Linked DNA regions of Homo sapiens: regions 1, 2, 3, 4 and 5 are each linked to region 6. A link is a loop called in an ENCODE intact Hi-C map of the cell type or tissue named here. Cell type or tissue: HCT116. All regions are shown on one strand. Region 1 has its middle 11 kb from the start of C1orf226. Region 2 overlaps NOS1AP (nitric oxide synthase 1 adaptor protein). Region 3 overlaps UHMK1 (U2AF homology motif kinase 1). Region 4 overlaps NOS1AP (nitric oxide synthase 1 adaptor protein). Region 5 overlaps NOS1AP (nitric oxide synthase 1 adaptor protein). Region 6 has its middle 13 kb from the start of NOS1AP.

Evidence for each region. A loop is a pair of places that touch in the nucleus more often than their neighbours do. Peaks named below come from ENCODE experiments on the same cell type or tissue, not always from the same donor. Only the 100,000 strongest peaks of a DNase experiment are listed, where the experiment ranks them.
Region 1: a loop joins it to region 6, with 7 times the contacts of the local background. A loop is called at or near these places in 98 of 110 quality-filtered maps.
Region 2: it touches region 6 in a loop (4-fold over the local background); 7 of 110 quality-filtered maps call a loop at or near these places.
Region 3: it touches region 6 in a loop (4-fold over the local background); 20 of 110 quality-filtered maps call a loop at or near these places.
Region 4: it touches region 6 in a loop (14-fold over the local background); 92 of 110 quality-filtered maps call a loop at or near these places.
Region 5: a loop joins it to region 6, with 2.7 times the contacts of the local background. A loop is called at or near these places in 17 of 110 quality-filtered maps.

What each region holds. Positions count from the first base shown.
Region 1 is chr1:162,389,882-162,394,881 of GRCh38, forward strand. No RefSeq gene overlaps it. Among named protein-coding and RNA genes, the nearest start is that of C1orf226, 11 kb to the left of the region's middle. RefSeq lists a silencer at 2,018-2,312. In HCT116, a CTCF peak has its summit at 2,420 (motif pointing left); a DNase peak (open chromatin) is centred at 2,390.
Region 2 is chr1:162,355,529-162,360,528 of GRCh38, forward strand. It overlaps NOS1AP (nitric oxide synthase 1 adaptor protein), which reads left to right. Exons shown (of 10, transcript NM_014697.3): 8 at 1,432-1,608. Among named protein-coding and RNA genes, the nearest start is that of MIR556, 15 kb to the left of the region's middle. RefSeq lists a silencer at 2,219-2,441. In HCT116, CTCF peaks have their summits at 2,321 and 2,521; a DNase peak (open chromatin) is centred at 2,363.
Region 3 is chr1:162,506,587-162,511,586 of GRCh38, forward strand. All of the region lies in intron 4 of UHMK1 (U2AF homology motif kinase 1), which reads left to right. Among named protein-coding and RNA genes, the nearest start is that of UHMK1, 11 kb to the left of the region's middle. In HCT116, a CTCF peak has its summit at 2,605; no DNase peak of the experiment used is centred here.
Region 4 is chr1:162,274,764-162,279,763 of GRCh38, forward strand. All of the region lies in intron 2 of NOS1AP (nitric oxide synthase 1 adaptor protein), which reads left to right. Among named protein-coding and RNA genes, the nearest start is that of MIR556, 65 kb to the right of the region's middle. In HCT116, a CTCF peak has its summit at 1,950 (motif pointing left); a DNase peak (open chromatin) is centred at 1,958.
Region 5 is chr1:162,227,952-162,232,951 of GRCh38, forward strand. The region is part of intron 2 of NOS1AP (nitric oxide synthase 1 adaptor protein); the gene reads left to right. Among named protein-coding and RNA genes, the nearest start is that of MIR4654, 73 kb to the left of the region's middle. In HCT116, a CTCF peak has its summit at 2,456 (motif pointing left); a DNase peak (open chromatin) is centred at 2,330.
Region 6 is chr1:162,053,843-162,058,842 of GRCh38, forward strand. No RefSeq gene overlaps it. Among named protein-coding and RNA genes, the nearest start is that of NOS1AP, 13 kb to the right of the region's middle. RefSeq lists an enhancer at 2,135-2,649. In HCT116, a CTCF peak has its summit at 2,319 (motif pointing right); DNase peaks (open chromatin) are centred at 1,519 and 2,329; H3K27ac peaks cover 696 bases.

The DNA.
Region 1 (5,000 bases), 340 kb after region 6:
AATGGATGGATCCCCCTTGCTGGATAGGAAAGCTCAAGACAAGCGGGGACTGCCCCTGTTGTTTTGCCTTCCCATAATCTCCTGGTACTTGGTAAATTCTGTTGCAGCCAGCCTCCCTTGTTCAGCTTAAATCCTGGGTCCTATGTGTCAGGAAGTCTTTGCAGCTGACCTGGCAAGTAGTCTTTAGACCTGGCCAATGTGTGACATTTCTAGGAACTGGGCCTCCCGGAGAGGCTGTGTAAGCCATCTAGGAAGCGATTTCACGTGTAAGAAAGCTAGAGGGGGAGGTGGGGGTGGCAGTCTTGTCCATGCCTCTCCCTACCCCACCCCCTTAATCATCAGTCATCGACTGTGTAGGTGGCACATGCTGTGACCTGGCCAGGAGGCTTGCTAAGACGCATGTGGGGGAGGTGTCAGGTGGGTTCTCCGCACTCTGGATTATTTGTGGCCGGCCTGCCTGCCTAGCTGGCGGCGACTGCCACTGCTGCCTCTGTGCTGTACTTCCCTCAGAGCCCCAGCCTGCTCCGAATTGCTTCCATGCCTGTGTTTAAGATGGTCCATCTGCCCGGGTCACGTTTCTACCTTCCCGTCCCTTTCCTCTGACTTCACTAGGCTATGTTAATTCATCTTTCACATTTCCACTCAGGCATCCCTTCCTCCAGGTGGCTTCCCGGACACCACCCCACCCCTTCTCTGCGTTCCCGTAGCATCCTATGTGTTCCTCCATCACGGTACTCTCCATGTGTCATAGAAAGTCGCTTCATCCTCATGCTTCTCTCCCCCAGGTCTCTGAGCTCAGGGGCAGGGACCATGCCATCTTCATCCCTGACTCCTCGGTTCCCAGCACAGTGTCTGGCATATTGCAGGAGCTCGATAAAGATGCACTTTGAATGGAACTAAACTCAGGAAACCTGCAGTTGAATTTGTGTGGAACAGACTAGACAGGCTCTGGGGTAGACCAGCAGGACTCTTTCAGCCCCTCTTCCTCAGGATCTCTATCCGCAGGCAGCCTCTGTACATGATCATCAACTCCACAGAGAAGGATTGAGGGTGGCCATTTTCGAAGTGGAAAGTGATTAATGGGCCAATGTGAAGCTCATTTATCTGCAGCCGGAGCCTTCATTAACTCTGTTCCTTGGACAGATGCCACCTTGCCACGGAGCTGGTAGAAGCAAGCACTTATATCCAGCATAATGCAAGAAGGGCTGTGCTTCAGTGCCAGGCACCTGCCTACCTCTGGGAGCTGCCTACAGGGCTCTGAGTTCCAATTCTTAACATTCTACTTCACTGTGTTAGGCTTGACTGTTAATTGGTGCTTTATCATTCTCTGAAGCTTCTATATACTCCAGGAATTGTGTTAATCAATTTATACACATGGTCTCATTTGTTTTTCTCATAGCCCTCCAAGGGAGGTCTTACTAAGCCCATTTTCCAGATACGGATGTTATTCTATTGTGCTTAAAGAGATTCACACACACGATCTCATGAATCCTATCTTGTGAGGGAGGTATTTCAGCCCCATGTTAGGAAGAGGTAAACTGAGACTGAGATGATGTCTAAGCCAATTCCCTGGGTCTTACAACTGAGAGGCAGAACTCTCTGGGAAGACCTAAGTCTTCAGGCCTGAGGAACAGCCACCCTCCCCTACTTCTCTATCTCCATCGCGCCAGTCTGATAAATAATTCCAGGAAACGTTCATGGCTCAGAAACATCTTTTTGAGTTAGATCTTCTCCAAGGAGTAATACAGTTTCATTAAACACTGCATATTCACATGGGATGGGAATTTAAAGACCCATTCCACAGTCCCCTCATTTTACAAAAGAGGAAACAACAAAGACTGCATTGTTAACATGTTAACCTGGGCTGGCGTCATCTCAGTGAAGCTCCACAGTAACTTTATGTGGTAAGTCATTATCCTCATTTTCTAGATGAAGCTGACCAGAGGCTTAGGGAGTCTTAGCAATTTGCCCATAGTCACTCTACCAGTAAGTGACAGAGCTAACAATAGTACCTCCTGAAAACATTCGTTCTTAAGGGTGTCGGTAAGAGCCTTCTCTGAATTGCAAGAATTTCGCCCTGCAGTAGGAGTGGCAAGAGCACCTATTACATCTCACATTGCAAACTCAGGGAAGCCTGGCTTAGAAACTAATCCTGTTATCGACACTGGAGATTAAGCATTCAATGGGGAAGTGAGTACTGTTTGGAGAATACTTGCTAAAGAAATATTTCAGGTCTAATAGCTACCATGGTACTCAGCAGGGCTTTACAAAAAAAGAGAGAGAGAAAGAAAAGGAAGGAAGGAAGGAAGGAAGGAAGGAAGGAAGGAAGGAAGGAAGGAAGGAAGGAAGGAAAGAAAGGAAAATAAAACCCTCAAGCAGTACTAGTTTTCTTGATGGCTGTCTGGCCTCTTGTGGCTGGCATCAGGTATTGCAGTTTCTGGTAACTGAAAGGAAGACTTCCATGACAAAACTAATAGTAATTTATGAGATAAATATTGTCTCCATTTTAGAGAGGCTTGTATCTTTCCTAAGATCACTTAACAAATATCATTTCAAGGGCAAAATAAAAGAGAGGACAGTTCTTAATTAGAAATTCCAGTAGGAGGGAAAAAATAGAAGAAATCTTTGAAAAATGAATGAGAATTCTCATTCATTCATTCATTCATTCATTCTATTCATTTAAATAGTAATAAAAGTAAAGAAAGATTAAAATCCCAAGAGCAAAATGGCCTATAAGGTTTCATATTTGATAGAGAAGAAAAAACTCACTATTAGACACATCACAGTGAAATTTAAGATCATGAAGACAGGCCATTTTTCAACTTTCCACGAAAAAGTTCAGCAGTGAAGGAGGATCAGATTGACATTAGACATCTCAGTAAGAAACCTACACATAAAGTGCTAGCAACTTAATATGTTTTATATCACTGAAGGAAAATAACTTTAAACCTACAATTCTATATTTAGCTCAACTATCATTTAAATTAATCTAAAATTAAAAAGACCGCAAAAGGTTTACCACTCAAAGACCATCTTTGATGAGAACACTTAAAATCTGCTCTCATAGCAATTTTCAAATATGCAAAATACTTTTGCAGAAAATATTCTGCCAAGAAGAGAAACTCAGGAGAGTGCTATGTGTTTTTTAAATTTACAAGAAGGATGACTAATTGACTCAGTAAAGTATACTGTTATTTAAATGATAAAGGACCCAAAAGAGTAAATAACAATTAAAATTTTAGATAATTTCAGAAAATCTGATGGGATTGGTGATGGTGACAGAAGAGAAATGAGAGCATGTTAAATTATAACAATTGATATATTTACAATGTTATAGAGAAAAATAAAAATACAGGGCCTAATAAGTTATGGGTAAACACTAAATTTTTTTAATAGAGCTTTCAAATTAACAGAGATAAATTTGATCTATTCAATGGAAAGCAGAAAAGGAGAAAAAAAGGAAAAAATGTATAGCAAATGGAAAGAATGTATAAGATGGCGGTATAAATTCCAATAGAACAAATTATAATAAACATGTGTTTTGAACTCACCAAACAAAAGGAGAGAATCTTAAATTGGAAAAAAAAAAAAGATCCAGCAATATTGTGTCCACAGAAGACAGAGATAAAAGGTGTAAAAACTTGAAAATGAAAGGACAGAAAATTACATACTAGGAAAGTATGAATAAAAGTTGAGATAGCAATTTTAATATGATGTAAAATATAAATAAAGGCAAAACTAATGAGAGACAAGGAGGAATACTTTATAAAATAAAGGAAATGAAGATGATAAAATAGTAATAAAAATATATACACATAAAAATATTAAAAAACAGTTAAAATAAAAATGGTAAAATAACAAAAACTAGTTAATATACTAACTATTATAATCAGAAAGTTAAATACTATTATATATAGAATTAAAAGATTTATCTTTCTCTGACGCTGATAGATCAAATAGATAAAATATGCAAATCTATGAAAATATTTGTTTTATATAATCTATAATCTTGAATACATTTGGGGAAGAGGTAAAGAGAACAAGCTTTAAAATGAATAGAAAGAGTAATTCAAACAAATGAAATATTCACAGAATGTTCACATATACCAGGTCAGCAAGGAAGCCTCAGAAATTGAAGTCAGGCTGTTATCCAACCTTAACGTGATATAGTTTGAAATCTATACTAAAATAACTAAAAATGTATGTTTGAAAACAATTATGAACTACTAAATAGTTTTTGGATTAAAGAAGATACTTTTACAAGAATTAAAAATACTTTGACCTAAACTGCAATAACCACTATTTGTGTTAAAATTTATGGGATACAGCTAAAATAGTACTTTGAGCTAAATTCATAACTATAAATATATTTATTAGAAAATAATAAGTATTGAAAACAAGTCAGATAAGCCCCCCTAAAATGAGGCTGGAAATCAAATAAATAGAGAATAACAATTTAAAAGCAGTAACAAAAAAGATGAACAAAACCAAAAGCTGGCTTTGAAAAGACTAATAAGATAGATAAAATCAATAAATATAAAAGAGTAAGATCCAAATAGACACAGTGTGAGAAAGGAGATGTTGCTACAGTCACAAGAAAGCATTAAAATAATGCAAGAATATTACAAACTATCTGCCAATAATTGTGAAAACAGACAAAATTGACACATTTCTAGAAAAACAAAAAAAGACAAAATTGGCAAAATATTTTAACAAATCAAAAAGTATTAATATTTAAATAGTAATTGAAGATGCCCCCCCACTCCACCCCACCCCACCCCACCAGAGTCTCAAACTCAGTTTTATAAGAAAGTACTGTACTAAAAAATGTCAAGGAACAGATAAGTTTATTTTTATTTATTTATTTACTATATATATATTTTTTGAGATAGGGTCTCACTCTGTCACCCAGGCTGGAGTGCCCTGACATGATCTTGGCTCACTGCAACCTCCACCTCCCGGGTTCAAGCGATTCTCCCACCTCATCCTCCTAAGTAGCT
Region 2 (5,000 bases), 300 kb after region 6:
AGATGCTGCTGCAGGCCAGGATGCTGTGGAGCTGATTCCTGACACACATCGCCCTCCCCAAATCCCACCAATATTTGGTCTCCTACTCCCTGGCACCCTCTTCCCTTAACAGCATCTCATCTTTGCACAGTATTTTGCAAGGCTCACTCTGGCACACACACACACAGACTCCCCTGTGACTTAGCTAGTAGAGCAAAGTCAGTTTGGGCCCGCTCTGCCTGCAGTAGCGGTGGTATACCGTTGGTAATTCCTGTGGATAGCACTTTGGAGTCTGGAAGTTGGCCCACTGGATGTCAGAAACTGAGAGACCACCTTAGTCTTCATCAGCTCTAACCTAACATCATATAGGTGAGATGACTGTGGCATCTGGGGGTTCCTAATGTGATCCAATTAAGAAACTAAGAACTTGAGATCAAATTCCAACCTGAAGCCAAAGCTAATTAAAAATGTTTTAAACCCAGAAGCAAAATTACTGACCAATAGCTCTACCCTTAGATTCCCAGGCGGTTTATATCAGGGCACCTCTCTCTCTTTAACATTCATATCTTATCTCACATGGAGGTTTGGAGGGCAGTTCAGTTCTAAACTAGCTGCCTGACGTTTCCTTTGGAACCAGTTTATCCTCTACAAGTGGAAACAGCCCTGTGTCACTGGGGGCCTTCCTTGTGTATGTCTGAAGAAGTCCCCACAGCAGAACTGCCAGAAACAAAATGTCTTTCCCTGCCATGGAATTCTATGAATCGTAGAAGCCATCTTGGTAAAAATGTCCACAGGAGAGGGAGACAGAAGGAAAGGAGGGAAGGACACAGGAACTTCTTTCATCTAAGAGGATCTCTCCAGATCATTATATATTTTAGGATCCAAACTTCTTTGCCGATGGTTCTCACCAGAGGCAGTGGAGGGCAGGAGGTAGCCCCCTCACATGGCCCCTTCCTCCAGGACCCAGCTCCACGCTTCTCCCAACAAGGGAGAAGGAACATCTCAGACCCTGGAGGAGGGAGCCCTAAGGACACAGCAGAGTAGAGGATTGAAGCTGGGTCCTTCCTGTTATCATGGTAGGGTGGATGGAAGCTACGTTTTCCTAAAATAGATTCTTCTAAGTCTAGAACCTCAAGGAACTCAGTGACAGGGTATCATTGGAAGTGGTGGGCAAGAGATGGAGCAGTATCAGCCATCAGTCTCCCATCGGGGTCAGTTACCGAGGTGTCCCCCTAGTCCCCCTACGATTTTCTGACTGTGTGGTATCAGCCCAGGCAGCTACACCATTTCCTTTCTGGGCCTCTACTCCCATTTCCATTGAAGATATAGTGCTGTCAGCTTATGGGTTGTAAGTGTGCCAATTTGCTCCTCCTGAGTGCATGCCAAAGAGAGGGAGGCCCCTCAAGATGGCTCCTGCCACATGTCATGTCCTGTCTTCTCCTTCTCCTCCAGGTTTCGCACCCCCAGGAGCCCATGCTGACAGCCTCACCCAGGATGCTGCTCCCTTCTTCTTCCTCGAAGCCTCCAGGCCTGGGCACAGAGACACCGCTGTCCACTCACCACCAGATGCAGCTCCTCCAGCAGCTCCTCCAGCAGCAGCAGCAGCAGACACAAGTGGCTGTGGCCCAGGTTCTCCTCAGCCTCCTCCCTACTTCGCAGGCTCCACTCTCATGGGCTTGATGCACCTTCCCTAGCGAGGGGCTCAGGGCAGGTTTAAAATCTAGGGAGTCATAAGGAATCGCTCATGCTATTGGATCATTGCTTGTTGGGGAGTGGGGGCAGCGGGAGGGGGATAGATGGGGGATGCAGTTGAAATGGAGAGGCACATTTTGGTTTCCCATGTATCCCCTGCTCTGAGCTGGGCTTGGCTGGCTTGGCTGAATGTTGTTAATGACTTGAACTGACCAAGGGAAAAGATGCACACAATTCCACCCTTCCTTTCCTGCCTTACTTTCCTGATATTTGGGGTGGAAAGTGATGCCTTTGGAGTCAGAACAGTTGTGGCTTTATGATACCACTCTTAAAACAGCTTAAAGTATGAATTTGTGCCAAACACTGTTGTAAAAAGATTACTACCCTAGCATCCCAGTCTCCGTGTCTATAACAGGTTTCCCAGCCTTCATTACGATCTACTTATTCCAGGCAGTATTTGATTGGAATTCATTATTGTAGGATTTAACTTACAGGAATTTAGGTGTATTATTTGAGCCATAATGAAAAGAATTGGCTTAGATCTCAGAATCAAGGTGGTGTTTGTACCCCAAAAAACTTGTTCGGGGGCTGCTACATTATAGGGGAGGGTGAGCTGATTTCCCTTGCTGCTTTCAGCAGGGATTCTTCTTGTTTGCTTTCTATAGAGGGCGCTGTAGTCCACATCTTTCTTGGGAAGTCTGAGCTCCCTCTCTACCACCAGCACTCAGGGAATGGTGAAGACATTCATTCATACCCAAGGCTGAATCCTGAGGCGAGAGGCAGGGTCAGGGCCTGATGAGTGCATGAAGATCTTAGGAGACGGGGCAGTTGGGGCTTGGAAGAATTGGTAAAGGATCTGGAAAGGCAGCCTGCATCAACATTCTAAATCTGCTTGACCAGACTGTTGACCACTTAGGTTTTCTGCATTCTAGAATGGCGGGGAGCAGACTTCTCCAGGGAGCACTTATTGCTCTCTGTTATGTCTTCTGCTTACTCTTGTCCTGGCTCTTGAGTGGACTGAATCATCCAGCCAGAGATATCCTTTCCACCTTTCCACCTTGAGGAGGCATCCGGCGTCCTGGCCATAACAGGATCTGCTATGACTCAGGGTTTGAAGAAGACCTTCTTGTAACACGGTCTCTCCTGACCTGGGCCTGAGATGCAAGGCTCATGGATGACTTTTGCAGCCAGGTTTCAGGAGAGTAGAGTCAATGGGACACAGCTCTCAAGTTATCGGAGTCTTTTTAAAAAGTCTTACCATGAAACAAAAGGATATCTCGTGATGCTAGGAGGATTTGCAGGTGTTCCCAAAACAGCAACAGAGAGGGGGAATGTCATTAATGGCTTCTTATATTTGGAGAAAAAAAATCATTTCTCTTTGTCAAATAAAAGAATCCATCTCCTGTAGTTAATGATGGCACAGCAGTCTGAGAATCCCCTCCCTAGTGTGACAGTTGACAGGAGCACAAAGACTAAGCACTGCAGCACGGGTCCATTCTCAGACTCATTTCATTTCCACAAGTTTCCCATTGAATACAGAACATAATACTTTTATTTTGCAGCGTATCAATTGCCAAGTAATTATTATTTATCTAAGAGTGGGCTTGATGCATATTCATGATATGATTTTATCAGGGAGGCATTTGAATTCGAAGTCACTGCTAAGTACTAGAGAGAAACTATTTGCAAATGTGTAATCCACACAATAGTGTTGTGGCGGTGGAAGGAAGCATTCAATCTCCAAAGCAACAAGACATGTAACTTATCACAGGTCTACTACAGTCAGGATGAAACCTTAAGAGTAGTTTTCTGGTATAGAATCAATTGTCAGTCTCCATGGGAAATCCTGCCCTGGCCCTGTTTTAATTGTGTCTCTCCTAGAAGACAATGAATCTAGGGGAAGGAAAGGGTGTGGTATTAGAGATTTGCTTCATGAGCCTCTCTCGGTTCCACATGTCCACAGGCTGAGCACCCTTAGCCTCTCACTCACTTGGAATCTGTTGAATATAGTTGCCCTGCTTGACTCTCAATACAAGCAGTGTGGTGATCAAAAGGCCACCATACTGCATCTGTGTCCCACATTTGTGAGATGACTTTAGGGAGAGTCTTAGGCTTCCAAAATCATCAGATAGGACGTTGGGGTCATCTGATAGGTTCTTGAACATACTCCTGTACCTCTGTCTGCCATGCCCATCTGTCTCTGACTACCTTCTTTCTGTTCGCATCTTGCTTTTGCTGTCCAGGACCACAGCAGGGATATTGTACATTTCAGCTGGCTTTCAGCTCTCCTGTCCTGCAGACGGATTCGGTCCTAAACTGACCTTCAGTTAGAGGTTTCTCCGCACACTGTTCATTCTTCCACTTTCTTTGTAGTGTTTAATTCAAGGGCTTTTTTACTAGTGTCTATATCCTTGGGTAAAAACAATTACGTAAGATGTAGCTGGATTAATAGGTGGGTCTTCTTGGCATCTTTCACACATTTGAAATAGACCAAGTATAGCAAGCTTGGTTTCTCTACGCGGGGGGGGGCTGATTTCAGTTTCCAGCACGAGGTCAGCTCTTACTTGTTCTGTCAGACTCTATTGCCACCAAACTGCAAGGCTTCTGTCTGTCTTTATTAAACTACCAGCAGTCCCCAGAATTCCAGTGAGTAAAACTATGACCTCAGCCTTTCAGGTGGGAATAGTTTCCTTCTCTCGGAGAGCATCCAAATCCTCCTATGTTGTTCCTGGATAAAAATCTAAGGATAAAGACAGTTTCTTGCAGACAAGTGTACCCTTGATGTCACTTGTTGCACTATTTATGTCGTCCCCCCCCCACCACCCCCATTTCTTCCCACAGACTAGTCTAGTTCTGCTGTTGCCATGGGGACCAGGCTTAGGTTTCCTTCACAGTGTCCTGATTTGGTCTAAGACCGCAAGACCTCTCCCAGCCTCACCCTAAATTGGTTCTGAGCTGGTCTCAAAGGGGCCCGCCCTGACCTTAAAGGTATATGGGCAAAGGTGGTATTCAACCAACTCTTAAGTATTTCCGGGTTAGACCTCAGTGGGTAAGTAGTGAATACCCAAGTCCCTCTGACCGCTCTTCCGACCCAGCATGAGGCTTGCCTGGCTGCACTAGCTTCCTGCTTTTAGGTGGACCAGAAGTTCAAGGGTGTGAATGAGAGTATAGCTAAGCCTCGAAGCGAAGCTGGGATGTAGCTGGCACCTGCATGGCCATGGGCTGGGCCGACATAGTCTCAGAACTGATCTGGGCACTGTGGCTGATTGGCAAGTGTTAAGTAGGCCAGGTCTATTCACAGTTTGCCAATTCCCAGCCTTTTTCCTGAG
Region 3 (5,000 bases), 450 kb after region 6:
CTATATATTACTGCATGTGTTTCTGTTGAAAGTTTGATGACTCAGTAATTGCCTTTTCATTAAAAGTCGCTTGGTCTTCCAGCCTGGCCAAGGTGGTGAAACCCCGTCTCTACTAAAAATACAAAAAAAGTAGCCGGGCCTGGTGGCACGTGCCTATAATCCTAGCTACTCAGGAGGCTGAGGCAGAGAATTGCTTGAACCTGGGAGGTGGAGGTTGCAGTGAGCTAAGATCGTGCCACTGCAATTCAGCCTGGGCTACAGAGGGAGACTCTGTCTCAAGAAAAAAAAAAGAGTCACTTGGTCTTCTTGTCTAGATGCCCAGAGGATTTTAACTTTTTCTTCCATGTATAGTAATTTTATCAAAATATATTTTGATTTTGATTGTTCTGGGTCAATATTCTCAGAAATACGGTATGTCTCTTAAATTACAGTTTTTAAATATTTTTTCTGTTCTTTTTGGTTTTCACTTTCATGTCCTCCTCGTCTACATACGTTTGATTTTCTTTGCCTTATATTCAATGTTGCCATTTTTTCCTTTCTTTTTTTTTTTTGAGACGGAGTTTTTGCTCGTTGCCCAGGTTGGAGTACAGTGGCATGATCTCGGCTCACTGCAACCTCTGTCCCCTGGGTTCAAGCAATTCTCCCACATCAGCCTCCCAAGTAGCTAGGATTACAGGCTACTGCCACCATGCCTGGCTAATTTCTATATTTTTAGTAGAGACAGGGTTTCACCATATTGGCCAGGCTGGTCTTGAACTCCTGATCTCGTGATCCGCCTGCCTTGGCCTCCGAAAGTGCTGGGATTACAGGCGTGAGCCACAACGCCCAGCTGCCATTTTATCTTGATTCTATATTATCTCTTTTTCCTTTCTTTTTTTAAGAGACGAGGTCCCACCATGTGCCAGGCTGGTCTTGAACTCAAGTGACCTTCCAGCCTCAGTTTCCCAAAATGCTGGGATTACAGGCATAAGCCACCACCCCCAACCCATTCTTTCTTTTTTTTTTTCTTTTTTTTTGTGATACGGAGTCTCACTCTGTCGCCCAGGCTGAAGTGCAGTGGCGTGATCTCGGCTCACTGCAAGCTCCGCCTCCCGGGTTCACGCCATTCTCCTACCTCAGCCTCCCGAGTAGCTGGGACTACAGGCACCCGCTACCACACCCAGCTAATTTTGTGTATTTTTAGTAGAGACAGGGTTTCACCATGTTAGTCAGGATGGTCTCGATCTCCTGAACTCGTGATCCGCCTGCTTCGGCCTCCCCAAATGTTGTGATTACAGGCATGAGCCACCGTGCCCCGCCTCTTTTTTATTTTTAAAAATATCCTCCTTTTTGCCTACTCTTTAAGACATTATTTGTTATGTTTATTCATCCTTGTATCTCTTATAGTGTAATTTTATTTTATGAAATGATTTTTAAAATGTCTAATTCTTTCCTGAGTTCTATTACCTTATTTTTGTGATTTTCAATTTTTTTTCTGTTGCTCTTTCACATCTTATATCGTTTTTTAAAAATGTCTAGCTCATTTGAGTTTTTTGCAGGGGGAGGAGAAGACAAAGTCTCACTCTGTCACCCAGGCTGGAGTGCAGTGGCACAGTGCTCACTGCAACCTCCGCCTCTCAGGTTTTAGCGTTCCTCCCTCCTCACCCTCCTGAGTAGGTGGGCTTACAGGCGGATGCTGCCAGGCCCAACTAATTTTCATGTTTTTAGTAGAGACAAGGTTTCACCATGTTGGCCAGGCTAGTCTGGAACTCCTGACCTCAAGTGATCTGCTTGCCTCAGCCTCCCAAAGTGCTGGGATTATGAGCGTGAGCCACCACGCCTGGCCATTTAGCTCATTTTGAAATGGTAGGCTCACACCCATAATCCCAGCACTTTGGGAGGTTGAGGTGAGCAGACCACTTGAGGTCAGGAGTTCCAGACTAGCATGGCCAACATGGTGAAATCCCGTCTCTACTAAAAACACAATTTAGCTGGGCCTAGCAGCATCTGCCTGTAATCCCAGGTACTCTGGAGGCTGAGGCAGGAGGATCGATTGAATCCTGGAGGCGGAGGTTGCAGTGAGCCAAGATTGCACCACTGCACTTCAGCCTGAGTGACAGAGCAGGACTCTGTCTTCAAAAAAAAAAAAGTAGATTATAATGGTCATATCTTTCTGGCATACATTATCTGAGATTTATCATTTTGCAGTTTTTTTTTTGTACAATAGATACTTTTCTTTCTCTTCTTTTCTTTTCTTTCAAGGCAGGGTCTCACTCTGTGACCCAGGCTAGAGTGCCATGGTGTGATCACAGCTCACTGCAGCTTTAAGCAATCCTCCCACCTTAGCCTCCAAAGTAGCTGGGACCACAGGCATACACCACCATGCCTGGTTTATTTTTTTTGTAGACAAAGTCACACTATGATGCCCAGGCTGGTTTTGAACTCCTGGGCTCAAGTAATCCTCCTGCCTTTGCCTTCCAAAGTGCTGGGATTACAGGCGTGAGCCACCACGCACAGTCAGTTATAATCCTTTTTATGTTGCCCATTTTTATGTGAAAATTATTTTCCTAAACTTAAAGAAAATATACTTGGGATAACTTTTCTTATATAGGGCTCCCTCTTCTGTTGTTTTGTATAATATTCCCCAAAAAGTGGCTTTTTTCAGAGATCTCCTGGCTCTTCTCTTCTGCTTTTTTCTGGTGCCTCTCTCTCTCCCCTCATCCTGCTCAATTTGGATTGTGTTCCCAAGATTTCTTCTCACTGTGGGACTTTGCACTGAAAGAAAGCTTTGGCTGGTTAGTTTTAAGAGGTCTTAGTGTCTAGATTACTCCAACCTCTTATGATTTTACAAAGAACTGCTTGTATTCACTTAGTATTAGAATGTATAACCCCTTATAGTTTCAGCTGCTTTTCTCCAGCATCTTGCTGTGCAGTCCAGTGAGTACCTTTTGGCTGTTTGGGTTTATTTTTTTTCTGGTTCATCAGATCAATTGTAGCTTTCCTCTGCCTTCTTACACATAGATGCCAATATAGTGCAAATCTTACAACTATTGATAGTTTGGCACTATAGGTTTTTTTTCGTATGTGTGTGTGTATGATGGAGTCACACTCTGTTGCCCAGGCTGGAGTGCAGTGGCACGATCTCGGCTCACTGCAACCTCCGCCTCCCAGGTTCAAGTGATTCTCCTGCCTCAGCCTCCCCAAATAGCTGGGACTACAGGTGCACAGCACCATGCCTGGCTAATTTTTTGTATTTTTTAGTAGAGACGGGATTTCACCATGTTGGCCAGGCTGGTCTCAAACTCCTGACCTGAAGTGGTCCACCCACCTCTGCCTCCCAAATTGCTGGGATTACAGGCGTGAGCCACCACGCCTGGCCTAGTTTTTGTTTTTTAAGTGGCTTATTTTTACTTTATAAATGCTTACTTACAATAAGGAAATAATGGTCTTTTTATGCCACAAACACTTCAGTAGCTATATAGAGATACATTAATTTTATTAGACTATAACAGCATCTCGGTCTTCTTTTTTTAATGACATAAAATTGTATGTATCATGTACAACGTGTTTTAAAGTATATATACATAATGGAATGATTAAATCTAGTTAATGAACAAATGCATTATTTTACATAGTTATTTTTTGTGATGAGAGTGCTTAACATTCACTCCCTATGTTTTTCAAGAATCCAATATATCATCATTAACTAGAATCACCATGTTGTGCAGTAGATCTCTTGAACTTATTCTTTCTATCTAACTGTAATTAGGCATCTTTTGGCTTTGGCCAATGTCTCCCCAAACTCCTCTCTCCTCTAACGCCCCCACCCAGCCTCTGGTAACACCATTCTTCTCTCTACTTCTGTGACATCAACACTTTTTAGAATTCACATATGAGTGAGATCATGCTGTATTTGTCTTTCTGGACCTGGCTTATTATAACACTTAACATGATGCCCTACAGGTTCATCTGTGTTGAAAATGACAGGATTTGCTCCTTTCAGTGGCTGAATAGTATTCCATTGTGTATATATATATCATATTTTCTTTTTTTACTCATCTGTGTTTTTTGTTTTTTTTTTACTTTTTACACATCTGTTTTTTAATTTTTTTTTTAAGCTAACATGCAAGAAATGAACACTTATCTGTTAATAGATACTTAGGTTGATTCCATATCTTGTATATTGTGAATAGTGCTGCAACAAACGTGGGCCTACAGGTATCTCTTCATCATACTGATTTCATTTCCTTTGGATATATACCCAGTAGTGGGATTGCTGGTAGTTCTTTTTTAAAAATTTTTTTTAAGGGGCCTCCATACTACTTTCCATAATGGCTTTACTAATTTATATTCCCACCAACAATGTGTACGGATTCCCTTTTCTTTATGTCTTTTGTCTGTTTGATGATAGCTATTGTAATAGGTATGAGGTGATACCTCATTGTGGTTTTGGTTTTTCATTTTCCTGTTGATTAGCGATATTGAGCATTTCTCATATACTGTTGGCTATTTTTATGTGTTCTTTTGAGAAATGTTTGTTCAGGTCTTTTGCCCATTTTTTAATTGGGCTATTTGTTTCCTTGCTATAAAGTTATTTGAGCTCTTTTTTTCTTTTTTCTTTTTCTTTTTTTTTTTTTTTTTTTGAGACAGGGTCTCGTTCTGTTGCCAAGGTTGTAGTGCAGTGGTGTAAACATGGCTCACTGCAGCCTTGAATTCATAGGGTCAAGTGATCCTGGAACTACAGATGCATGCCACCACACCAGCTAATTTTTAAATTTTTTTGTAGAGAGAGGATCTTGCCATGTTGCCCAGGCTGGTCTCGGACTCCTGGGCTCAAGCAGTCCTCCCACCTCTGCCTCCCAAAGTTCTGGGATTACAGATGTGAGCTACCACACCCAGCCAAATTGAGTTCCTTATATATCTTGTATATTACTCCCCTAGCAGATGTATAGTTGGTAAATATTTTCTCCCATTCTGTAAGTTGTCTCTTCACCCTGTTCATTGTTTCCTTGGCTGTGCAG
Region 4 (5,000 bases), 220 kb after region 6:
TCACCTGTCTCAATTCCTCCTGTTAGACAAAAACACTGAACCAACTACCAAAACTTGTTGGTTTCTTTACATGTGTTTATTTGCTTTCAATATATCCCCTTTAATCAAGTGTCCATTTGAGTCATTTGCCCATTTTTTACTTCGGGTGTTGTCTACAGCTGTTGAGATTTGAGAGTTCTTTATATGAATGTATTCTGGATACAAATCTTTTGTCAGGTGTCCTATTTGCAAGCATTTTTTCCCAGTCTATTACTTGTCTTTTCATTCACTTAAAACTGGCTTCCACGGAGCAAGTTTAATTTTATGAAGTTCAATTAATCAGTTTTTTATTTTTTATGGATCATGCTTTTGGTATCATATGTAGAAGTTCTATATAAACCCAGGTCACAAAGTTTTTTGTTGTCGTTGTTGTTTCTGTTTTGTTTTTTGTTTTTGATACGGAGTCTCACTCTGTCACCCAGGCTGGAGTGCAGTTGTACGATCTTGGCTCTGCAACCTCTGCCTCCTGGGTTCCAGCGATTCTCTTGCCTCAGCCTCCTGAGTAGCTGGGACTATAGGCATGCTCCATCACACCCGGCTAATTTTTGTATTTTTAATAGAGATGGGGTTTCACCATGTTGGCCAGGCTGGTCTTGAACTCCTGACCTCAGGTGATCTGCCTACCATTTTCTTCTAAAAGTTTTATAGTTTTACACTTAAGCCTGTGATGCACTTTGAATTATTTCTGGCATAAGGTATGAGGTTTATTTTCATGTTCATTTTGGTTTTTTGCCTGATCTGGTCACATCTCACTCTCAGTAGTTCATTCTCTTTCCCTGTCAAGTTTGACTTTAGATTTCCATCATAGTTGGAGGGGGAAACCTGCCTCACATCACAGATTGTTTTTCCTATGGGAAAATAATCCCAGGATTAGGATTTTGCAGTTTGTAGTGGGGGCTTCTTCCCATTTTCATCCTCGTTTCTGAATAGTCACCTTGCTCTGCTTTGGATCCATGTTCAAATCTCATCTGTCTTCGGGGGCCCTCCCACGCATTTCAGTCTCTATCCAGTAGACTCCTTCCTGCACTCTGGATGTCACAGTGGTTGTGCTTGGTAATGCCACATGCTTTAATAGAGCGGAGACAGAAAATTCAGAGGGAACTCAAATGAGGTAAGGCAGGAGTTGGCAAACCATGGCTCATGGATCAACTCTGGCCCACTGAGCGCCTTTATAAATAAAGCTTTATTGGAACATAGCTGCACTCATTTATCTCTGTATTGTCTATGGCTGTTTTTGTGCTGGAGCAAGAGAGTTGCATAGTTGCAACAAAGATCACATAGCTCTCAGAACATAAAATATTTACCACTTTATCTTTTACAGAAAAAAATTTACTGACCCTCGGAGTCAAGGCTGGTACTGGGGATGAGTTGGGTTATGGCACTTTGCTATGGTGAAAACAGTCCTGCAGAAAACAGTGCTCTTCCTACATAAACCATCCTGGCATCTCTTCACCCAAGTTCATTTGTTGTCATAGAAATTTGGACGACGTAATGTCTGGTGCAGCTTTGGAGTTACCTATGGTGATGGGCTGGAAGAGAAGATGAGATGGAATAGAGATCATGTGGTGCATCAGTCAGTCCCAGTGAAGAACGGGGAGACGCAGGGAATCAGGAGTGACTTGATGACCAGCACTGACTTCTTAGTTTCTATGGTCTGCTAAACCTCACTCTACTTTAGTGGACCTCAGTCTTAGCTGCTCATGAGAATCACCTGGGTAGCTTAAAAAAAAAAAAAAAAGCCCAATGTCCAGGCTGCACTCTAGACCAATTACATCAAAACTTCTGGGGGTGGGATCCAGACACCAGTATTTTTTAAGTTTCCCAGTTGGCTCTAGTTTACAGCCCAGGCTGGGAACCATGGTTCCACTTTACAATCCCATAACCCCGAGGAAATATTGCCACCTACTGACAGTAGATAATTATTATGCCTTGAAAGAAGTCAATAACTTCAGATTCCCCTCCATTCTGGGAACTTGTGTATTGGTTACTGTATTTATATCATTTATGTATGAGAGTTGTATGTTAGAGTTTGATTTGGGGCCATCTTAAGGTGGTTGTTCCTGAGAAACACCTCATGTCTCAATTTTTATGTAACTCAGAATATTGACATATATAATTGGTAGGAATCATTGAATGTTAGCACTGAAAGAAACCTTAGAGATGGTTAGTTCACAAAGCTGACATATCCAAATACCTTTTGGACTTACATACTGTGGTTCTGGCTCCTTGCTTCTCAAAGTGTGGTCTGTGGACCAGTAGTGTCAGCATCATCTGAGACTACGCTAGAAATAAAGAACCCTTGGCTCTCCCCAGACCTGCAGAATGGCCTATAAATTAACAAGGTCCCTGAGTGATTTATATGGACCTTCAAGTTTGAGAAGCACCAGTTTAGAGAATCATATAAGTGGAATCTTCTGGGTGTAGCTTCCAGTTTTATTGTAAGAAACTACTTTTCAAAGAGAGCTGCCAGTATTCTGTTAGAGGCTGAATGATTGCTCGACAGAGACAACACTGTGACTTCGAGAGCCCTCCAAATTCTGATTTTATTATTTTCCTCCTCCTTCTCAAATAGTTTCTTCAGTATCTCTCAAGAATTACCTTCTTCATCATACCTTTCATTATACCACGAATATTCACTGGGGCCATCAGTTCTGCCTACTGTAGTTTCTCTCTTCCCAGCCACCTTACATCTGGAACTTGTATTATCCTAATGGATGAATGCAAGCACAGGTTTTCCAAATTTACCCTTATCTCTTGCTCATCATGTTAGAAAGTCTAAGCTCACCCTAAGCGTACTATGGGGAAATTCAACGGGTAGAAGACTTGGGAGAGCATAGGAAAAGCAGTCCCACATGAATGGCTGTGTGACCCCCACATCCTGTCTAGCTCCTATTACCTGATTCTCCAGTGCAAGATAGACTTTTTCAATGTATAACACATTCTTGTGTTCACCTGTGCTGGCATTGGTGAAAACATTGCTACCTTTTCCAGGCAAGGGATTTAGGGACCACTTCCTTATTCTGCTTCTCAGTCTATATAGTGATTTCATCCAGATATTTTCTTTATTCTTACTATGCAGTGCTTGATACATGTCTCTAGTCTTTCCTAGATTTCTCATTTACAGTGTCTCTTCTTCCTGATTCCTTAGTGCTGTTGCCAAGATTATGTTCAGGATTTGCACCTCTATTTTTCACTCTTTTTAAAACCCTTAAGCACCCTCCTACTTTCTATGCAAAACTATAGTAACTTCTTTTCCATTTTAGAACTTTCCCCATCTGTCTGCATCCTTTCTGCCTTCCATCCTCTTCCCTTGCTTCTGGGATTGACCTGGCCTCACCAAATGCCTTCATTTCTATGTTGGTATACATTTGCCCCACCTTCCTCAAGTGTGCCTGCCCATCTAACTCTTCCTACAAGAGCTATGAAGGTTCATATCACATTGAGTCATGTTTAGAGCTGGGAAGGTGTAATCTAACCCAATACCCTGGCTTCACAGAAGGGAAGAATTATACCCTTCTGTAGGGTAGGTGGCTTGCTCAAGGTCACGTAGCTAAGAATGTGAATACTTGCTGTGAAATAGCATTACTATTCAGTGTAGCTTCTTTGACTTCATAATACTTCATGCAAATTGTTTAACCTAACTTCACAAGGTAAGTGTGGGATGTGTGTGGCAGATAGTGAGAGGTGCTGGGAGGTTTATTAAACATGATTGATTACCTTCTTTTCAAGAGAGGTAAATTGAGCCCTAGAAAGACAAAAGGATTCATCATTTGTCTCATACCCACTTTTGGTCTGAGGCAGAAAACCGTAAATCCTTGATTCATGACTCTTCTAAATACTAGGAAACGTTTACTCCTTCTACGTGTGTGTGTGTGTGTGTGTGTGTGTGTGTGTGTGTGTGTGTGTGTGTAGATATGAATCATACTGTGGTAACAGTGTTATCTCTGCCCCACTCCTCTGCAAGACTATTTATTGCTGCATAATGGATGTGTATATTTTGGGGTACATGTGATAATTTGATACATTCATATAGATTGTAACGATCAAATCAGGGTGACTGGGACATTCATCACCTTAAATAAGTACCTTTGCTTTCTGCCAGGAACGTTGTTTAATGTCTCTAGTCTTCCTACTTACATCATATATTAACCATTTAGAGGAGTTTAGAGGACAGTCTAGGCTAGATATTAGTGGAGAATGATAGAATTGACCGGAGTAGGGTTTATACTGTTGTATTTTTATCTTGCCATCCACCTCTGTCTCTTTTTTTACTTAAAGAAGAGAAGATTCTAATACTTGTTTTTAACATGCTGTGAGAGATATAGAGAAGAAAGCAGCTGAAAGCAGCAGATGATTGTTAGTACTGGTACTCATCTTGCTTCATAAATCAGCCCTTCAGGCCCCTTAATCATTTAGGTTGTTGTTCAGCTACCCGTGACCTGTCAGCATGCTCCTGGTCAGAGAAAAGTGATGGCTGTATTCCCGGGGCTATCTCGTCTCCTCTCTACAGGGAGCAACCGCCACTTGGAGCTCCCCTGAGTACACAGTCCGAGATTGCTTGCACTTGAGGCTGCCGCTGCCTTCCATGCCAGGGCCTGTTTGACTTGCCCTATGCCATCATGCTGGTCTCCTGACACTGTGGAAATGCAGCCTCCTCACAGAACATCTGTGTGTGCATGAACCGCTCTTCCACCTTCTCAACGTTCCAAACAGCAACGAGCTTGAATATTTCCTGCCCCAAAGCCCTCCTTAAGTTCAGAAGGTCTCTTTACCATGTTTTTCTGTCCTCACTGGTATTTCATACCCTTCCCACGTTATTGACATGTGTCCCTGGGTGTGGAATGTTCCTGGTCCTGTGAAGTTAATTTCCAATATGTTCTTATTTCTCTTCTTGCTTTCTGTTATAAAATGGGGTTTGTGTGCTCATGAGACAGCTCATTAACCATGTATTGAATGAATGG
Region 5 (5,000 bases), 170 kb after region 6:
AAGACAGGAGCGTTTCTCAAATAAAAATAGAAGGTTGTTAAATAATAGGCCAATATGAAAAGATCCAATTGGAAATATCTGAAATGAAAAATATAGGACTGAGGCAGGGAGCAAGTAATGAAGTCAACAGTCGAAGAGATCAACATAGCTGAAGAGATCATGAATTGAAGAGCAGAAGTGAGGAAGCACGGAGAGATAAAGGGCTGGAAAGTTTGAAGGAGAAAAGGCTTAGAGGTTAGATTGAGAAGCTCTGATATACCATCATAATTTTTTTCTTGAGTTTCTTCTGATTTTGTCAGACTAGTTTGTATTATACTAATCCTTCCACTGTGAATACCAGAAAAGCGTATATATGTTTACTGTGAGTGTAAATAGAAATAATATAACTCTCCTTGGAGAATACCGTGGCATTGATGCCTAGAAAGGCCAGAATGGTGGAGATGAAGGAAATGAAGAGAAATGTGCCATCAGATGCCACTTTTCCCTCCAGGTATTTGCCAGTTTGTAAGTGGCAGCAAAGAAGCTAAATTAGGTGCCAGAGCTTTCAACAGTCTCTCAGAACTGAGGAGACAGAATAGGAGTTCAAGACTCGCCAAGGAGGAGGGGCCTGGTGAACCCCCTAGGCTTTCAGTTTGGACCCCCAGAAGGTTTCTCTCAGGAGTAAGGGCAAGCTGGCAATAGACCAGCGCCCAGCAAGGCTGACACTTACCTTCTAACTCGCTCAAATGGATCAAGGTTCCTTTTCTCTACCCCGGCTGCCTGCCAAAAGCAAACAAGTACTCTCTGGAGGAAGATAACATCGTTCAGACCCTCAAATTAACGCTATCATTTTTCAAATACAATGTCTGGCAGTCAATAAAACATTACCAAATGCTTAAGATGGTAAAACCAAATGATGGTAAAACAAGAGAAAAAAAATACACAGGAGAATTAGAATTGCACAGGACCTTCTTAACTTGCAGTCATATTGGACATAGACTTTTAAATAACTGTAATTAATACATTGAAATAAATAGATAATAAGATGGAGAAATTTGCCAGAGAACTAGAGTCTCTTAAAATAAACTAAATGGAAATTCTGGAACTAAAATTTTCCTGGGAGCAGGTAATATCTTAATCCTGTGTTCAATGTGGAAGTTGGGATGAAGTTGGAGTCTGGGGCCATGATCCTAACAGGTGAAATAGAGCTGACTGGCTCTTTAGGACTGTTCTAGTAATGTGCTGCTTGGCTGTGGCTCGGGAAGGAGGCAGAGGCAAGCATGAGAATAGGAACCAGGCCTGTGCAGCATGCAGATATAATATCTAGGATTGCTCCTGAGAACACAACTCTTGGTTAGTAAGATACTGGTTAGATGTCTGTAGGGGAGAGAGGAAACCCTGGAGTAAGAAAAAGCCCTGAGGAGGACAGAATGTTGCAAAAACTTCTTTTTGTTTTCTTTACATGTTTTCCTATGGCCAATTAGGGTACCCAGAATGGTATGTCTGCCTCTTTTATTTTTAATTATTTGCTTATTTTATATTTTTAAATATTACATTATAGTGAATTGTATCATCCTTTATTTTTATTTGCTGGGTTGTTAGGTGCTTGAAGCCTGAGTTTCTGTTTCACCTGTTCCTGTTTATTTTCTCTGTGTTACTTTTTCTTTTTCAAATTCTCAACCACCCTCTGTCCCACACCCAGCATATTGCCCTCACGTGATAGGAGCTAAGTACATAAATGTTTGTTGAATGAATGGTAGAAGACATAGCCCTTGATTGACTTATGAGTTTCAGTTCTTAATGTGCTCCCTGAATGATAATCCCAGGGTGGTAGTAATACAATGAAAAACATACATTTCTGTTTTTAGGGAACTGAAAATAGAGGAGGAGGGGAGCTAGAACCTGAGAAGAACAGTGGGAAATGCAAGACGTGTCTCAACTGCTCAAAGCCTTGTGACACTTCTTCAGCAACTTTTTTCATTACTAATGGTATCCAATACAGAAATCATACCTGTAATTTGAATGGAAAATCTAGTATGAAGAATTATTAACTAGTAAATGAAAATCAACTGCTAAGATGGGTAAAAAGAACTTTAAAGAATACAAGAGAAGCAGCCTGTGTCCCTAGGGCTGAGTGAGAGTGTCCAAGGAAGAATAAACTAGGAAGGGATCCCCCAAAGCTGAGACTCAGATCTCCTTGCAGAGTTAGTGGCTGGGGCCCACTGGATGGTAGAGAAGTCACTGGAGCACCACAGGACAGGGCTGGTAAGCAGGAAGCTGTCCACTGGGGCGCCAGCAAAACCGGACGGAGGGGTGTATGCTGCTGGGTCTCCCATATCCCATTGGCCAGGAAGTTGCCTGCTGTGCCATAGAAGTAAGAACAAAAGCACTAGAACCAGGAAGAGAAGCTTTTCCTTTCAGCACCCTCTACTGACAGGACCCAATGTTGTGCCAGCTGGCAATGGGGAAATGTTCAGAGCAGCTCAGTCCAATAGAAATATAATGCAAGCCACATATGTAATTTCAGAATTTCTACTAGTCACATTAAAAAGCTAAAAAGAATCTGGTGATACTAATTTTTAAATTTGGGTAAGATATAACATAAAATTTACCATCTTCACCATTTTTCAAGGTACAGTTCAGTAGTTGTGCAAACCAAACTTCGAAACTTTTTCATCTTGCAGATCTGAAACTCTACACCCATTAAACAACAACTTCCCTTTCTTCTTTCCCTGCAACACCAGTTAACCACGATTCTCATTATTTCAATGAATTTTATTACTCTGGGTATCTCATATAAGTGGAATTATGCAGTATTTGTTTTTTTGTAATGGGCTTATTTCACTTAGCATAATGTCCTCAAGGTTCATCTTTGTTGTAGCAGGTGTCGAATTTCCTCCTTTTAAAGGCTAATATTTCATTGTATGTAGGTAGCATATTTTGTGTATACATTCATATGTCAATGGATTGGCTGGGTTGCTTTTACCTTTTGGCTATTGTGAATAATGCTGCTGTGAACATAGGTGTACAAATATCTCTTTAAGACCCCGCTTTCAGTTATTCTGGATATATACCCAGAAGTAGAATTGCTGGATCATATAGTAATTCTATTTTCAATTTTTTGAGAAACCACTATTTTCCATAGCAAATGCATCATTTTACATTTCCACCAACAGTGTACATGGGTTCCAGTTTCTCCACATCCTTGCCAACACTTGGTCTTTTCTGATTTTTAATAGTGAGCATCCTAATGGATGTAAAGTGGCATCTCCTTATAGTTTTGATTTATATTTCCCTAATGATTAGTGATGTTGAGCAGCTTTTCATATGCCTCCTGGCCATTTGGGTGTCTTCTTTGAAGAAATGTCTACTCAAGTCTTCTGCCCATTTTAAAATTGGCTTATTTGGCTTTTGTGTTGTTGAGCTGTACTTCTTATATAGTCTGGACATTAACCCTTTATCAGATACATGATTTGGAAACATTTTCTTCTGTTCAGTGTGATGTCTTTTTACTCTGTTGTGTCTTTTGCACAGGCGTTTTACATTTTAATGCAGTCCAATGTATTTATTTATGTTTTTGTTGCCTTAATTTTAATAATATATTTTATTTAACCCAATATATTTAAAATATTCAATATGTCATCAACATACAATTATTGATATTTTATGTTTTTGCACTAATGTACAGTTAGTACAAACTGTACTGTCATACTGGCCACATTTCAAGTGCTCAGTAGCTATATATGACCAGTGACTACAGGGTTCCTCTCCAGTATCAGAAAGCAGGGCAAAGCAGGAGAGACTTGGAGCTGAGAGATGATAAATTGATAACTGGCACAGGATTATAGTAATTATGTGGCCACATATGGAGCATTACATATAATTAAAAGCCATGTTCTAAAAAGTTACGAAAATTTTAGGAAAAGGCTTATGTGAAGTTCAAACAGAAACCACCTATGTATTGAAAAAGAAAGGAAATACACTGAAATCTTAGCAATGGTTATCTTTGGGAATTAGTATTGGGCTGTTTTGGTTTCTTCTTCCTACATTTATGTATTTTCAAAGTTGGTTTAATGAGCACACACAGTTTATCCACATAAAGTTTATGCTCTTGTAGCACAGAGGTATCCTTTGTAACTCTAAGCAGTGGAGCTTATTAGAAGTCTAGGCCCCTAAGCTTCAATTTGGTCGCAATTTGAGAGAGAAATAGGTACCTTGGAAAATGGGATTGACTCCAGTTAATTGTGCAAACCTGGGTTTGTAAAGTGCAAAGATCTTGCCATTCTGAGTTTGAAAGGTCATGACTGGGAGTCCTCGAGGTGGCAGAAAACCTAATCCCTCTGAATTTATGGGACAAGGGAAGGTGGTTTATTCAGTTTCTGTTAAAAGCTGCTTGTTAATGGCTGTGATTGGAATACTTGACATTGTTCACTTCCTTTTTTCCTCTTGGGGATCAGAGAATTAAAAGGCTGTTATTGGAATTGATTTATTTTGCCACTTTTATGTAGAACATTTTATCTTCCCTGCTCTGTCATACAAAGTGGAAGTTCTTTCTTTTCCTCAGGGAAGCTGAAGAGTGTTGTGATCTTCTTTTGTGCTTAGAGTGTGTGTGTGTGTGTGTGTCTAAGTGTGTGTGTGTGTGTTGCAGATGCGGTCTGCTGACACAGCTACAAGACAGCTTGCCCATTCTGTGGGATTCTCTCTTGTGCTTTGATTCTGCTAACCTGCCTCAATTTTATGCTGGTTTGGCTTACCAAGGGTGAAAGTACATGAGACCAACCCCAAATCTGAATATTAAAAAAATTTTAAAGCAAATAGTTATTTGCTTTATTATGTACCTATTATGTACCTATTATGTACCTTTATTATGCACTCTATTATGTAATAGACACTGATTTAAGTCCTTGTCATAAATGAACTCATCTAATCCTCATAATAACCCTATGATACATAGGTATGGTTGTTTCTCCCATTTCATATACAGGAAACTAACACACAGAGGTTTAGTAACTTGCTGAAGG
Region 6 (5,000 bases):
GCCATTTGGCTGAATGCAGAGGATCCAGGAGAGGTGACAAGGAGGGCCTAGGGGATGGTGGAGCCACAGGATAGAAGGAGCCTGGATGCTGAGTTGCCACTTTAGGAGAGAGCTGCCAAGGAGAGCAGCTTGACCAGGAATGTCTGAATCTGTGACTTGCCATTATGCTTTGCTGTGCCTGGAAGTGTGTGAAGAAACAGAATCTTCAAATTTATGTGAGACAATATCAAAGACTTGGAACCAACCCAAATGCCCATCAATGATAGACTGGATAAAGAAAATGTGGCACATATACACAATGGAATACTATGCAGCCATAAAAAAGGATGAGTTCATGTCCTTTGCAGGGACACAGATGAAGCTGGAAACCATCATTCTCAGCAAACTAACACAAGAACAGAAAACCAAACACTGCATGTTCTCACTCATAAGTGGGAGCTGAACAATGAGAACACATGGACACAGGGAGGACATCACACACCGGGCGGGGCCTGTCGGGGTGTGGGGTGGGAGAGGAGGAGGGATAGCATTAGGACAAATACCTAATGTAGATGACAGGTTGATGGGTGCAGCAAACTGCCATGGCACATGTATACCTATGTAACAAACCTGCACGTTCTGTACATGTGCCCCAGAACTTAAAGTATAATTTTAAAATATTTAAAAAAATTTATGTGAGAAATAAACTTTTATTGTGCTAAGTTACTGAGATTAGGGATTATTTGTGACAGAAGCTGGGGTTAATAACCCTGACTGATACAACCATCTTCCTTAGAGTGAGGATGAGGAAGAAAAAGACAGTAGAGGGTCAGGGAGAGGACGGCCCCCATTGGCCACATATATAAGAACAACACATAGAACTATGAACTAGAAACCCAAGTGCCTAGAATCCCATACTTCACAAATGGAATCAGCATCTCTATTTGTCCTGCCTAAAAATACAGTATTTAAATCTAATAGTTATCAAGTTGCATTTTGCTGGCAGTGCAGGAGACTTAGAGACAAATGAGACAGAGTTGCTTAAGTCTTTTGTGGCAGCACAGTCCCTGCCAAACAGAAACACTGGATAAATATTTGTCGAATTGGATAGTTGGAGTCAGATATGAAACAAAATGTAACACAAGGTAAGTGTCTACACAGGGCTATGGGAATAGACAATAGAACAATTAATTTTGCTTGCATAGAGTATGTGTGAGTGGTTAGTAAAGGCCCCAGTGTCTAGATGTCTTTTACAGAACAAAGATGCAGACAGCCCTGGGTTCCTTATAGCTCTTAGCAATGAAGCTGATGGCTTGGGCTCACCCCCTGTCACTGCTGCTCTGAGAACTCCCAGGCCTTCCTGACTCCTCCACCCGTGGTCCCCCCCATCTAGATCACCCTTTGTTGGTTCCTTTCCTCCTTCCCGTGCACATTCCTGTAGTACTCTCACACTTCCCTTCCCAGCACCTCTAGGGAGGCCAGGGCTTCAGGACACCACCAGGGAGATATTCTTGCCCATTTCTTGTTTACTATGAGTCAGCCCCGACTCACCACCCAGGGCTGTGCATCCTGAACATAGGTTTTTCCAGCCTTTGATGAGAAGGCAGTGCTGTGGCTCTCCTATGACCAAGAGAGAAGCCAGCACCTGGTTATCCATGGAGTTACCTTACCTCACCACCTTTCCTTTCTGCTCACACCTTTCAAGTTTAGGTTCTGGAGAGGTTCTCAGGGGAGTAGGCACATGGCCTGGGCCTACGGGCTTCTTGGTTCTCACAGGGGTCCAGGCTCTAGTTCTAGTCTATGCTTTCTTTTCTTTTCTTTTCTTTTTTTTTTTTTTTTGAGATGGAGTCTTGCTCTGTTGCCCAGGCTGGAGTGCAGTGGTGTGATCTTGGCTCACTGCAACCTCCACTCCTGGGTTAAAGCAATTCTCCTGCCTCAACCTCCTGAGTAGCTGGGATTACAGGCGCATGCTGCCTGCCTGGTTAATTTTTGTATTTTTTTTTTTTTTTACTAGAGATGGGGGTTTCACCATATTGGCCAGGCTGGTCTCGATCTCCTGACCTTGTGATCCGCCTGCCTCAGCCTTCCAAAGTGCTGGGATTACAGGCGTGAGCCACAGCGCCCGGCCTCTAGTCTATGCTTTTGAGGGCATTAGGGGAAGTTTGTGTTTCAAATATATTTTGATATTCTTAAACATGTTTCATGATCTTTAAAATAAAAAGATGAATCCAATGTGTTCTGTAAAATGGGGGTGGAGGTGGATCTGAGGGTTCATTTCTCAGGCTGCATCTAGATCTTTTAGGAGGGCACCACTACTCAGTTCTGCCTCTTGAGGGCACCAGAGACTGTTTTGCCATCCACAGAACAGCAGGGAACTAGGCAGCCATCAGCTGAGTGACCCATGAACAGGCGATGTTTGGCCAGCCAGGGGAGCCCTGCTTGGGGGCCATAGCCTTGCAGAGCTCTGCCAGGTTAGTGGGATGATGACGGGACCCAGAAACCTGAGCTATGGCTTCAGCTCTGCTCTCAGCTAGCTGTGTGCCTTTCAAAAGCCATTTAACTTCCCCGGGCTTCAGCTTCCTCCCATGTATTAAAAGTAATGGCCAAAACCTCAATTATCTTTGCACCAACCCAAAAAAAGGCCAGGGGTAGAAAGAGCTGACCCAGATGGCTTCTTCTATATTTAGGGCTTTGAATTGCCCTAAATCATGGAAAAACTGGAAATGATAGAACGGCATAGATTCTTATTTCCTGGAGCCTTTGAAAGTGTTCCGGTCCTGAGCCCTGACCTCGACATGACCAGAAATTGGTTATGGCAAGATGGCTGGGAGCAGGGGGCAGGTGCTGACAAAGAGTAAATGAAGAAAATGAGGCTCAGGAGATAAATCAGAGTGGAAATGTCACAAGCTCTCCCTAATTTAGAATCATAACTGATGCTAGGAAAAGGACCTGAGAAAGATTGCATAACCTTTTTGTAACTATCCTCTGCCTGTCCAAGCTGTGTATGAAATAATAGCTATGAAACACAATACAAGCTAAGGGGGCTTTGGTAGCACTCAATAGCCCTGTTGAGATGTGGGTGGGTGTCTCAATAGTATTCCGAGTCACAAATGAACTTTCCTTGACATTTCATTTCCATACCTGAATTGTACATAATATTTTGGTTCACACCAACTCACTGAGGTAGGAAGACAAAATGCATGTCTATAGCATTAATCTTGGAAAAATGAATCATTCATTCATTCATGAGTCAACTAACGAAAGAAAGAGCAAGCGCCGAGTGGGAGAGTCTTGGCTGTGAGGGTAGTAAAGGCAATTCTGATTCAGGCACAACTCTTAGGAGTGGAAGTCTTTGGCCCCCGAGCAGAGAGAACTTGGTTGCAGGTCAGTGGGGTGTATTTCACTGTCCCAGATGGCACTTGTATGTAGGTTAAACTCAGAATCCAAAGTGTTGCTAAAGGACTGTATGGAGAATATGTGGGGAATGGGAGCAAACGGTAGTCTTATATGTTGTGAATGCCAGAGGATAGATAGAGACAGCAGGGGATGTTCTGAATGCTGAAAAAACCACGTTACCATTCAGTTGGGGGCGACATCAAAATTCTGCTCCTTGCCTTGTAGGGATGTCAGGTGGGATATGGGTCAGTAAAGCAAGATAGAAGTCTGGGGAGTAATAGTGCTTAGAGAGGCATCAAGGTAGTGGGATCCCTAAAAGGCTTTTTGAGAGGGAGTTGCCATTCCAAATTCAAGAACTTGACACTTTCCCTAGGGAGCCATAAGGAAAGCAAAGTACCTTTTCTTTGATCTTGCTTTGTAGACATGTCTTCTTTCAGAAAGTCCCTCCTATCAAGGGAGCCACAGGTAGATAGGGGTACAGTGGAGAGGGTTATAAAAGTCAAGGACTAAAGAGAAGGAATACACAGAAGGCGTGGGGTGAGCATGGAGGGTGGCTTGCCTTCAGACCTGGCTCCAGTGCTTATACCTATGTGATCTCGGAAAAACCCTATAATCTTCCCCAGCCTCAGTTTCCTCTTCTGCACTATGGGAGCCATACTTGTACCTCTCTCAGAAGGTTCTCATAAGGATTAGGTGAAATATAAACAAATATAAACAAAAGGCTTTTTAAAACTATACGGCATGGACTGAAAATAAACTATTATTATTATGAAAGGCAGAGGCGGTAGGTGCATACCAGAATGCCAGGATTATTACTTTTCACACATGGTGGTGTTTTGGGGACCCCTGCAGCCTTGCTAAAACTACTTCTACTGGGTGACTGCAGGTGTTAGCAAATTAAGTTTTTAAAAGGGCTCAAGAGCACCTGTGTGCGGGCTGAATCCTTGCATTATGACTTGGCAGCCTGGTAGGGCATGCTGGTCTCTGGAAATCACCTTTTGTAGTAGGCTGGGAGGGGACCTGGGGGTACCCACAAATTATCTGCTAGTTCTCCACTTTACGCAGGAGATCTACTTCTACCTCATCGTGGTAACCTACAACTTACATGACAGCTAGCCATGGTGACCAGAAACTTTATTGTTTTGTAACCCAGTAGGCCATGAATGCCTCCCTGGTGTGCCAAGAAATTGCATATACCATAGTTGTAGAGCCAGGTAATACAGGCATGCATAGGTTTGGACACAGGGCCTAGGAGGAGAAATCCTGGGCACCAGCCAATGTAATGTATTCCCAAAACACATCTTTGAAAGGCTGGATGGACCTTCTTGTCTCAACGCACCACTAATGCCACCATGGCATGCATCTGATAATAACAGATATCAACTGAGAGCTTACAACATGCCAGAAACTGTGCTGTTTTACATGCATAATCTCATTGTTTTAAAACTTTTTTATTGTAAAATATACATAACAAAATTTATCTTAACCATTTTTAAGTGTACAGTTTAATGGCATTGAGTACATTTGCAACGTTGCATGGCCGTTACCACTATTCATTTCCACAACTTTTTCATCATCCCAAACAGAAACTCTGTACCTATTAAACTATAACTCCCCATTTCCCC